Regions from separate parts of the Homo sapiens genome. Here region 2 is linked to region 1. Evidence: chromatin contacts called from ENCODE Hi-C or POLR2A ChIA-PET data. All regions are on one chromosome and are shown on one strand. Each heading gives the region's core, a stretch centred on a gene start or an enhancer-like site at or near the end of the contact. The rest is flanking DNA. Distances are from core to core; before and after follow the strand shown.

Region 1 (5,275 bases), core at 2,407-4,906:
GGCCTAGCCAGAACTCCCAGCCCCTGGTGCCAGGGCCTCTCTCCTGACCCTAGTGGGTCCTGTGACCTCTCGAAGGCTTTGAACAAGTAGCGGTTCCAGAGGGGTCATGCTGGTGTCTTCCCCATGCCTGGCCCAGGCCCCGCCCCCTCCTTGGGGTAGAGCTGCCATGACCCTTGCAGCATGGCCTTTGCCCAGTGGCCCAGACAGGGAGGTGTCCCCGCCAACTGTCAGGGCCACCCCTGCCCTTTCAGGGTCATACGGTTCCAGGTGTGTGGCCTGTATAGGGCCACCGCCAGCGGGCTCTCCCTAGCCGGCACCACTCATGGGCAAGTCTCACCCATGTCCTCAGCATACAGGAGTGTCCTTCTGTGTGGCCGTCCAGCGTGACAGGGTGGGGTCTCAGTGGCTGTTGTGCTCCTGACCCCAGCCCATCAGCTCCTCGAGGATGGGGCCCTGCCCTTGGAGCCCATGTCCAAGGCCCCACACAGGTCCCTGCAGCTGGCCGGATTCTTGACACCTGCTGTGGCTCTGACACGGGGTCTCCGGGTCTCCCCGACCTGCAGAGTAGCACCTGAGCCTCGGCCAGTGTGGCTGAGGTCACCAGCCAAGCACTGGGTCTTGAGTGCGAGGAGGCCTGAGGCTTGTTGTCTGTCCCAGTCAATTGCCACTATGTGAAACCTACTGCATCTTAAATAAACGTCTGGAGAAACCCTTTTCCTCGCTGAACATGCTCGTGGATTAGCAGCAGCCTACATCTGCGGCGTGTGCTGGTGGCCAGGTTCCCCGGGTGGTGGGGCCTTGCCCCAGGAACTTCCAGGAGCGTGTGGCTAATAGCAGGACCCCAAGAACTTCCAGGAGTGCGTGGCTAATGCAGGACCCGGAGAACTTCCAGGAGAGCGTGGCTAATAGCAGGACCCCGAGAACTTCCAGGAGAGCGTGGCTAATGCAGGACCCCGAGAACTTCCAGGAGAGCGTGGCTAATAGCAGGACCCCGAGAACTTCCGGGAGCGCGTGGCTAATAGCAGGACCCCGAGAACTTCCGGGAGCGCGTGGCTAATAGCAGGACCCCAAGAACTTCCAGGAGTGCGTGGCTGATAGCAGGATGGAAGCGTCTCTCCGCCTGTCCTGCCCATGGGTGTGGCCATGCCCAGGGTGCCCAGTACCTGCTGCAGTCTGGCTGCGGGTCGTCCCTGGGGAACAGGGAGCTCTCTGTGGGCCATTGCCACCAGGCCGTGAGGCTGTGTCTGGACCTCTTGGCTTGGGGGGCAGGGGTCAGGGTCTCATTGGGTCTTCAGAGCAATGCAGAAAGGCATGAAGGCAAGAGTCGACCCCTCACTGACTTCTGAGTCTGGTGCTGTTGACCTCTAACCTCTGGCATGGGGCCCCACCCCACACTGACCCTGTTCCTTGGCCCCATTCCTTCCTCTGCCTGTCTCTGGTCCTGCCCCAGCCTGTGTCTTGACCGAGAGCTTGGCCCCAGGGCCCCTCAGAGCCCCACCTCTCCAGCCCCTCTGTGTAGCGCATGGACTGGCTGCCCATGCCCTCCCTGCCCACCCCAGCTCAGCAGCCACGTGGCCCTTGGCCTCCCTTGATCACCCCAGCTCCTCATCTGCTTCTCTTGGGGTGTCCTCTCCGCCCAGGCCCCCTGTGGGGGAAGCAGCCAGCCTGGCCCCGCAGCCCCACCTGCCCCTCAGCCTTCTCTGGCGTGCACCTTCGCCTCACTGGCTGGTGGCACACACTGTCCTTTTCCCGACACAGCTGGGTCCCTGCAGGTCCTCTGAGGGGGGAATGCTAAGAGGGACCCGACGCAGAGCACATTTGCAGGGAAACATCTCTGAAGGGTCAAGGGGAGGAGCAGGGAGAGTCCAGACCACAACGCAGGGGCAGCTGGGGAGAGGAGAGGGGACAGGAGGGCTGGCCGAGGAGAGCCGCGCTGCCTCTTGCCACGCTGCACGTGAGGCCCCAGCACAAGGGGAGGACCAGAGTCCGCCATGGACGTCTCATGGAGCCCGAGTACGGCCATGCGGGCCGCCCGCACCTGTCCTGAGGCCCCGCTGCTCCCACCCGAACCTGGGCTGGCCCCGGGCTCCCGTTGTCTGTCCTGGACCCCCGCCCGCCCTCCAGCCACCTGGCACCTCTCATCCACTGTGTCCCGCGCGCCGGCCTCCGGGAACCTTGTGCCTGGGACCCCGCAGCGGCTGCTTGTTTCTCGGGGCACGAGGTCCCCAAGCTCATCCTTGTTGGGATGGTCCCATTTAAAACAGCACTGCGATAAGCACGTTCAATCCATTAGGAATCTATTTTGATATAAAGTTTGCGGTTGGGGTCCTGTTGTCTTTCACGCAAATGACTCGTTATCCATTTAGCAGGTGCGTGTGATGTCTCCTGCTGGCCTGAAGCTCACTGGGTATGAACTGTGTTTTCAGGTGCTCATGCATTTCCTGCACCTACATCTAGGCTTCTACTACCCTCATTTTTGTGACAGCATCTCCGTATTTTAAGTATTGTATCTCTGTATGTTTTACTTTCTGAGAGGACCAGTCAGGCCTGATCATTCTTCTTTTTAGAAAATGCTTTAGGCCAGGTGCAGTGGCTCATGCCTAATCCCAGCACTGTGGGAGGCCGAGGAGGGTGGATTGCTTGAACTCAGGAGTTGGAGACCAGTCTGGGCAACATGACTAATCCTTGTCTCTTAACAAAATACAAAAATTATTGTATATTTTTTTGTGGTGGTACATGCCTGTAGTCCCAGGTGCTAGGGAGGCTGAGGCTGGAGGATTGCCTGAGCCTAGGAGGTCAAGGCTGTAGTGAGTTGAGATCGAGCCACTGCCCCACAGCCTGGGTGACAGAGACCCTGTCTCAAAAAATAAAAACAAAAAATAAAAAAATGCTTTAAGCCAAGCATGGAGGCACATGCCTGTAAGGCTGAGCTACTTAGGAGGCTGAGGCAGGAGGATTGCTTGAGCCCGGGAGCTCAAGTCCAGCCTGAGCAACACAGCGAGACCTGTCTCTCAAAACCAAAACCAGAAGAGGCTTGGTGCCTCCAGATTTGTTCTGCCAGACAGACTTGGGCAGCGCAGTCAGGTGCTGCTGCACCTGGCCGTGGAATCTGTTTTGTGATCGCGTTAACTTCAGCAGGAGCCGCTCCTGGTTTCTCTCTCATGTCTTAGGGCAGATTCCTGGAGGTGGAACCTGTGGGCCGAAGGGTCTCCATGTTTTTAAGGTTCTTGGGAAAGATGCCAGGGCACCTCTGAGAATTACCCCAGCCTGTGCCTACCACCCCCAGACTGCAGGGCTGCAATCCTGCCAGTTTTAGAGTGCAGGAGTCACGGTGTCTTTGCCTGGTTTCCTGCTGATATGCAGTCCTTTGAGCTAGAACAGGTCTTGCTTAATCACAGGGCTCCAAACGAATCCTGCGGTCCCATGAGATTGTGCTGCCCCCCAGTGGACAAGTGGAGACAGACCTGGCCCTGACCTTCTCCTTGCAGGTGAGTCTTTCACCAGTGGTGACGACACCCTCATCACTGTCCCCTGGGGAGACGGGCCCCCCTCATCACTGTCCCCTGGGGAGACGGGCCCCCCTCATCACTGTCCCCTGGGGTGATGGGCCCCCCTCATCAGTGTCCCCTGGGGAGACGGGCACGCCTCATCACCGTCCCCTGGGGAGACGGGCACCCCTCATCACCGTCCCCTGGGGCGACGGGCCCCGTCATCCCTGTCCCCTGGGGTGACGGGCCCCCCCATCACTATCCCCTGGGGTGACGGGCACCCCCATCACTGTACCCTGGGGAGACAGGCCCTCCCCATCACTGTTCCCTGGGGAGACGGGCCCCCCCATCACTGTCCCCTGGGGAGACGGGCCCCCCCATCAGTGTCCCCTGGGGAGACGGGCACGCCTCATCACTGTCCCCTGGGGTGACGGGCCCCCTCATCACTGTCCCCTGGGGAGATGGGCCCCCCTCATCAGTGTCCCCTGGGGAGACGGGCACCCCTCATCACTGTCCCCTGGGGTGACGGGCCCCCTCATCACTGTCCCCTGGGGAGACGGGCACCCCCATCACTGTCCCCTGGGGAGACGGGCACCCCCATCACTGTCCCCTGGGGTGACAGGCCCCCCCCATCACTGTCCCCTGGGGTGACGGGCACCCCCTCATCACTGTCCCCTGGGGAGACGGGCACCCCCATCACTGTCCCCTGGGGTGACGGGCCCCCCCAATCACTGTCCCCTGGGGTGATGGGCACCCCCTCATCACTGTCCCCTGGGGAGACGGGCACCCCCATCGCTGTCCCCTGGGGTGACGGGCCCCCCCATCACTGTCCCCTGGGGTGATGGGCCCCCTCGTCACTGTCCCCTGGGGAGACGGGCGCCCTCATCACTGTCCCCTGGGGTGATGGCCCCCCCTCATCACTGTCCCCTGGGGTGACGGCCCCCCCTCATCACTGTCCCCTGGGGTGATGGGCCCCCTCATCACTGTCCCCTGGGGTGAGAGCATTTGTCTCATCATTGCCATCAGTGTCCTGCGTTACTGCAGATCTTCTGTTGATTATGGTTTATTCTTAAATGATTAGAAGATTTGTATTTGTTTATTAGGTTGAGTTTTTCTTTGTTTTTTCTTTGTTTTTTGTTTGTTTGTTTGTTTTTGAGATGGAGTCTCTCCTTGTCACCCAGGCTGGTGCAGTCTTGGCTCACTGCAACCTCCACCTCCCGAGTTCAAGCGATTCTCCTGCTTCAGCCTCCCGAGCAGCTGGGATTACAGGCATGTGCCACCACGCCCGGCTATTTTTCGTATCTTTAGTTGAGACGGGGTTTCACCATGTCGGCCAGGCTGGTCTCGAACTCCTGACTGCATGATCTGCCTGCCTCGGCCTCTCAAAGTGCTGGGATTACAGGCGTGGGACACCATGCCCAGCCTAGTTTTTCATTCCTTATCTATGATAAAGAGAATATAAGGCCGGGTGTGGTGGCTCATGCCTGTAATCCCAGCACTTCGGGAGGCCGAGGTAGGTGGCAGGAGAATCGCTTGAACCCGGGAGGTGGAGGTTGGTTGCAGTGAGCTGAGATCATGCCATAGCACTCCAGCCTGGGGGACAGAGTGAGACTCCATCTCAAAAAAAAGAGAGAATATAATAACGAGGGCAAAAAAACACTTACTGAGTCAAGGCTATTTTGCTCTTCTATTTAAAAAGATAGGGGAAACTCAGAGTTCACAAGCAATCCCAGCTCTTCGGGAGGCTGAGGCAGGAGGATTGCTTGAACCCAGGAGGTGGAGGTGAC
Region 2 (5,443 bases), core at 2,908-5,407, 46 kb after region 1:
GCATGGCCCTGGAGCCCCCGAGTCCCTGAGGAAAGTGTTGATGCCCTCCAGCATGGGGCTCCTTCTCATCCTGTACGCCCGGCTGCCACCCAGCCTGGTGGGCCAGGCAGGCAGGTGGATAGGGTGGGCAGGCCGGGCAGGGGGGCAGGCGGTCAGGCAGCCCTCTCCCACAGTCCTCATCGACGGCGTGGAGTGCAGCGACGTCAAGTTCTTCCAGCTGGCCGCGCAGTGGTCCTCGCACGTGAAGCACTTCCCCATCTGCATCTTCGGACACTCCAAGGCCACCTTCTAGCCCCACCCACCAGGGGGCCCACCTCCTGCCCCATGCTGTGAGGGGCCCAGCTGCATTTCTGTTAACATTTCAGTTTACTACAGAGACAGACGCTTAAAACACAAAGAGAAACAGTCTTAAGTATGAATGTGCTCACAACGTGGAAACTAACGGGGGAGCTCCTGCCAGGAGCCGAATAACTGCTCTGCTTATTAACCCGAACGTTCGGCCCGGGGCTGGGAAGCCAGAAGGACGATGCTGAGCCATGGATCGCGGAAGGCGTCCTCTGGCCTCAGGAGCCACCCAGAGCCTCACAGGCTGAGTTCTTGCCTCTGTGTCCTGTCCTTCCTGGAAGTCAGGACTCTGCTTCCTCAGGGAGCCCGGGGAAGGCGGAGCTCAGTGGCCACAGGCCGAGGGCCATGGGGCCGCTCAGTCCCGTTGGGGTTGTCCTGAGTTGAGCCTGGGGGGGCCGTCCTGCCCGCCTAAGAGATGCCCCCAGCACCGCACACTCGTGGTTCCCAATAAACTCCTGCCTGCGGCGGAGGTTTTATAGCAGCAGATATTTTTAATGCTTTTCAATACATGTTCTAATGTAGCTGCCAAACATGTTGCTCTTCTGAAGTCCCCCTGGGGCTGGGCAGAGCCAGCAGAGCCTGCCCCCACTTCCCCAGCCCCTGCCCCACCCCGCCTCACACCTTCCCCACTCTCAGGCTGTTCTTGAAACACCATGAGGCTTCTGCGTGTAGTCCCTGCCCCAAACTTAGCAAGCACAGGGGCCTCCACAGCCCAGGTGGCCCCAGAAAATGTTCCAGAGCCCAGCTTGGTACATAGTGAGATGCTGCTGGGGTTGGCCTGAGGTGGGGGCCACTTCCTCCACCCCAGTGGGTATGTCTGAGGTCAGCCATGGGGATATCTGGGTTGAGATTCAGGTTTTGGTGAATATGGGGCAGGCGTCCAGATGTGTTTGTGTCACCTGCTGCAACGCTGTAGCCAATGAAGATTCCAGCGGGATGGCCTGACCAGCGGGGCCGGCACTTTGGAGCCGTGGGTGCAGCCAGGTACCCCGTGCAGGGCCTGGGAGGCTCTCCAGGCCACAGTCCTCAGAGCGTGTTGGGTCCCATGTTGTGTGTGGGTTCCATGCCCTCCACACAGCAGGAGAGGGCTTCCCTGACCACACCTGCCCCCTCAGTCCTGCTTCTCCCCAGTAAGCCTGCACTGTGGGGTCTCCATAGGAGGAGCTGGGGAAGCTGGGGCCCTCCCAGGGGTCCTGATCGACCCTGGGGGCTCTTGGCCTGGTTTCGTAAGATGGAGCACTGCAAAAGGCCATGCTCAGAAAGCAAACGCAGGGCAGGGTGGGCCTCGAGCCGGGGCTGGAGGGGTCTCCACCCTTGCTGGCCTGAGAGATGGCCCACATTTCTTACTTGTGACCGCCCTGCTCTTCCTGGCCGCCCCCCCCAGGTGGCTGAACAGGGTGATTTTGTTGTGGTGAGGGGCCAGGATGTGGCCTGGTGTGCAGCCTCAGCTCCCTGGGTTCAGGCCTCAGAGGTAGCCTGTGTGCAGGAGGCAGAGCCCCAGCCCCTCCCAGCCAGAGCCCCTCCACACCAGGGACTCCTCCTTCACCTGGGACCAGGAGCCTGGGGCACACCCCAGGGTGGGGGAGAGGGTAGGAAGGTCTCCCATTGAATCCTGGCTTCAGGCTCTGCCCCGAGAAGTGTCTGCGGTGAGGGTGTGAGCCCCGGGCTGATGGCCTCTGACCCCGGCAACAGGTGGGACCCTGACTGACTCGTTCAGCTGCCCCCAAGCTGGGCTGCAGAGCATCTGTTTTTCTGCTCTCCAGTTTCTTTTCTTTTTTTTTTTTTTTTTTTTTGAGATGGAGTCTTGCTCTGTTGCCCAGGCTGGAGTGCAGTGGCATGATCTCAGCTCACTGCAGCCTCCGTCTCCCAGGTTCAAGCAGTTCTCCTGCCTCAGCCTCCCGAGTAGCTGGGATTACAGGCGTGTGCCACCACACCTGGCTATTTTTTTTGTATTTTTAGTAGAGATGGGGTTTTGCCATGTTGGCCAGGCTGGTCTTGAACTCCTGACCTCAAGTGATCCACCCGCCTCGGCCTCCCAAAGTGCTGGGATTACAGGCGTGAGTCACCGCGTCCTGCCTGCTCTTCCTGTTTCTTTCCCAAGGGTCACACTCAGTAGGGAGATGAAGGTGGAAACATCCTTGCTGTGGCTTTCTGGCCTCAGAGCAGGTTTTAGAGGAAGGGGCCACAGGCTGCCTAGTGCATCCTGGCTGTGGGCAGCCCCTTTCCTGGAGCCCTCCTGCCTACCCCGTACCTCCCATCTGGCTGCACAGCTCCATCCTTAGCCACGCAAGGGGAGAACATGGGCAGAGTCTCCATCCAGCAGCTGGGGGTTCTGGTGGCACTCCCTGTGCCCCTGCTGCTGCTGGGCTGTGGGTCTGCCCTGCACCCAGGAGCCCCACGGTCCATCCCCCACACCATGCCCAGCACCAGGGAGGTTGGGCAGACAAGACCTGGGCCATGCCAGCCCTCTGTGCCTCGGTTTTCCCACTGGTTACACAGGATGGTCGCATTTTCCCTGCCTACCTCACAGAGCTGTTCTGAGGGTGCATGGAGGAGCACTCTGTCCCACCAAGGACAACTAGAAACCAAAGCCATCTGACAGCCAGTGCGGTAAGGGCGGGGGATGTGTGTGTGAGGTGTGCACACCCCCCGAGAACCTGGCCCTGGACTGGCCTCACAGGACAGGAGGCAGCCCCTTGTAGAGCTAGGGCTCAGCCCCATCAGTCTCAAAGGTTAAGCCACCAGTCACCACCGAGGCACCCCTCAGGCCTGGTGGCCACTGTCCACTATTACGTAGACAGACCCCACCCTCACCCAGGCCAGCTGTGGGCCAGTCCCGCCCTGCAATCTGGTCTGCTGCCTTCCTCTTCCATGTTGGTCCCCTTGGCCACTGTCTCTGGGCATGCAAGCCAGTGTCCTGGTTCAGTGCCTCGGCCAGAGCTGGGGCAGGAGAGGGGCCTCTGGGTGAGAGCTGGGGGTGTCTCTGCAGGGTACTGGCAGCCTTGCCACACTGTCCTCATTCCCAGATGGAAAGACCTGAGTGCCTCTCGCCTTCCTCCGGGAATGAATTCCTCATGAAAATGACCAGGCCACTTCTTCCGAGGGCCAGGCCGCCCCCTCCCCGAGACCTGTCCTGCCGTCCGCGGGTGTGTGGCCTGTAGGGGACTGAGAGCTGGGCTTGCTGGGCACCTCTGGAATCTGACCCTGTGGGCCAAAGAAGCACCACTGTAGTTTCTGCAGACCCCCATGCGGTTCATTGTGCATTGTTTGGTTTCTAGGATGTATGTGTTGCTAGTTTTTTTTAATGAAACCCTGGATTAATGTAAATAGCTTTTTGGGGAACGGATTCTAATGTCACGTATGTGACCGTGTGGACTATTTCAAGGTGCTGATGCAACACTAATAAACCTGGAGGGGCCGGCCCCCGCCTGCAGTGTGATTCTCTCGGCCGTCCACCCCTTGGGAGCACGCGGCGGAGCAGCGCCTCCCTCCCGCCCGCGCGCCCCGTCCTGGGTCGCCCCGCCCCAGCCCTGCGGCCCCGCGCGCGCGGAGGTGGCCCGGGGCTCAGCGGCATCGCGCCGCTTGAAGGGCGCAGGGCCGAAAGGGGCTCTGGCCGACAAACCCCAAGTTCAGGTCTGTGCTTCGGGAGACCCCGGAGGCCGACGCCCGGAAGGGCCCGTGGGGCGGTAGCGGCCATAGACCCGGATATGCGCCGGGGACCCCCAGACCGCGCCCATCCCCCACCCGCCGCAACGGAGCCCAGAACGCAGGCGCGGCGCAGACCGGAAGCGGAACCGGTGGGGGCGGGGCTTGCCGTAGCGGACGTTCTGGAGCGAGGCGCCGGCCCCTTGGGCCCCCTCAAGCCGCGGTGTACTCCAGCGGCCCCCTGTGGCCTCTCCATCCGCGGCGGGTCTGTCCCTCCTTCTGTCTCCGGGTGCCCACGTACCCCCCACCTCCGACCGCCGTTCCCGTGTACCCCGCCCCCCCGCCGAACCCCAGAGTGCCCACGGCCTCCAGCGTGTGTCCTGAGCCTTCTTCCCCCGTCCCTCCGCGGACCCCGGCCGCGCAGACCCCGCCTCCCCACCGGAGAGGGCGGGCACGTAAGGGCTCCGGGCTGGGCCTGGGGCGAGGCCTGGGCCGCGTGGAGGGGAGGTCTCAGGGTCGGAAGCGGGGCTGTGGCAAGAGCTCTGGGCCTTTCCTTCGCCCCGGGCGTAGCAAGGCCGGGCCCTGAGAGCGTGCCCGCAGTGCTGGCTGAGGGCTGATGCCCCTGGAACGTTTGAGAAGGCTGGCAGAGGCGTGGAGTCCGTGCAGCAGGCTGCCGAAGGCTTTCCAGGCTCCCGGGGTGGGGTCGGCAGGGGCAGAGAGGACAGTTCGGGAGGCTGGTGTGGAGAAGAGCTGCGGCGGGAGCTGGGGGATCCACTCCACCCAGAGGGGTCAGTGATGCCTGACCTTTGGCTGGAAGGTGACCCTAGCAGACCGCGATACTGCCACCATCTGCCCCCAGGGACTCAGGTATTGGTGGGCACGTGGGTGGCCTTGTGGGCCCCGCCCCACCTCCCCCTGCTCCTACCCCCAGATCTCAGAGGTGTGGACAAGCAGCCTACTAGGGCTAGAGATGGACAGCAGGAAACTGTCCCCCCGGGGGAAGAAGCTGGAGTCGCACCTCTCCCAAGAGCACAGGCGGCCCCCACTGGGCCTGATAGCAGCCTGGGGCCAGCCCAGTATCCAGAGCAGCGTTCAGCAGGGACTGCAGACTCAGGACTGGGTAAGCGGAAGGAAACCCTGGCCGAGGCTACTCTCCTGTCCCCAGCCCGCCTGAGGCCGCTGTCTCTGAAAACTCCAGGCTGGTCGTGATGAGCAGCCTCAGGGGAGGGCTGAGTGGGGACTGATGAGAAACAGATGGCTGGACTCAGGAGGCTCTCTTCCCCATGGCCCTGGACGAGCACCAAGGTGGACCTGCACCCTTCTTGCTTCCAGAACCGTGGGCCGCTGGGCTCTGTAGAGAGGTCTTCCAAGGCCAGGAAGGAGGCAAGGCAACACACTTCCCTTAGCTCTCCCCAGTGCCTCCCACCCCAGGCTGAAGGTGGCAAGAAGCGGG

What was found. A loop is a pair of places that touch in the nucleus more often than their neighbours do. ChIA-PET counts read pairs that join two places held with the same protein, here RNA polymerase II (POLR2A). Pooled maps may share reads with other maps.
Region 2: a loop to region 1 is called in a map of astrocyte of the cerebellum, with 15 times the contacts of the local background. The contact joins the promoter of TEX22 here to the enhancer-like site in region 1. A Hi-C loop is called at or near these places in 1 of 168 maps with a recorded cell type or tissue (astrocyte of the cerebellum) and 6 of 50 pooled maps. POLR2A ChIA-PET finds 5 or more read pairs at or near these places in 1 of 52 experiments (activated B cell).

Annotation. Positions count from the first base shown.
Region 1 is chr14:105,348,980-105,354,254 of GRCh38, forward strand. It overlaps PACS2 (phosphofurin acidic cluster sorting protein 2), which reads left to right. Exons shown (of 25, transcript NM_001100913.3): 3 at 3,399-3,488. Among named protein-coding and RNA genes, the nearest start is that of PACS2, 37 kb to the left of the region's middle. RefSeq lists an enhancer at 3,744-4,273. Within about 2 kb of position 3,657, at least 3 of the 41 ENCODE cell types and tissues checked have a DNase peak (open chromatin) inside an H3K27ac peak, as active enhancers do.
Region 2 is chr14:105,394,381-105,399,823 of GRCh38, forward strand. It overlaps TEX22 (testis expressed 22), which reads left to right and starts at 4,158. Exons shown (of 4, transcript NM_001195082.2): 1 at 4,158-4,255; 2 at 4,922-5,110. The coding sequence starts at 4,961. PACS2 (phosphofurin acidic cluster sorting protein 2) reads left to right here. Exons shown (of 25, transcript NM_001100913.3): 25 at 174-3,767. The coding sequence ends at 292. RefSeq lists a silencer at 3,671-4,580 and enhancers at 4,248-4,758, 4,759-5,269.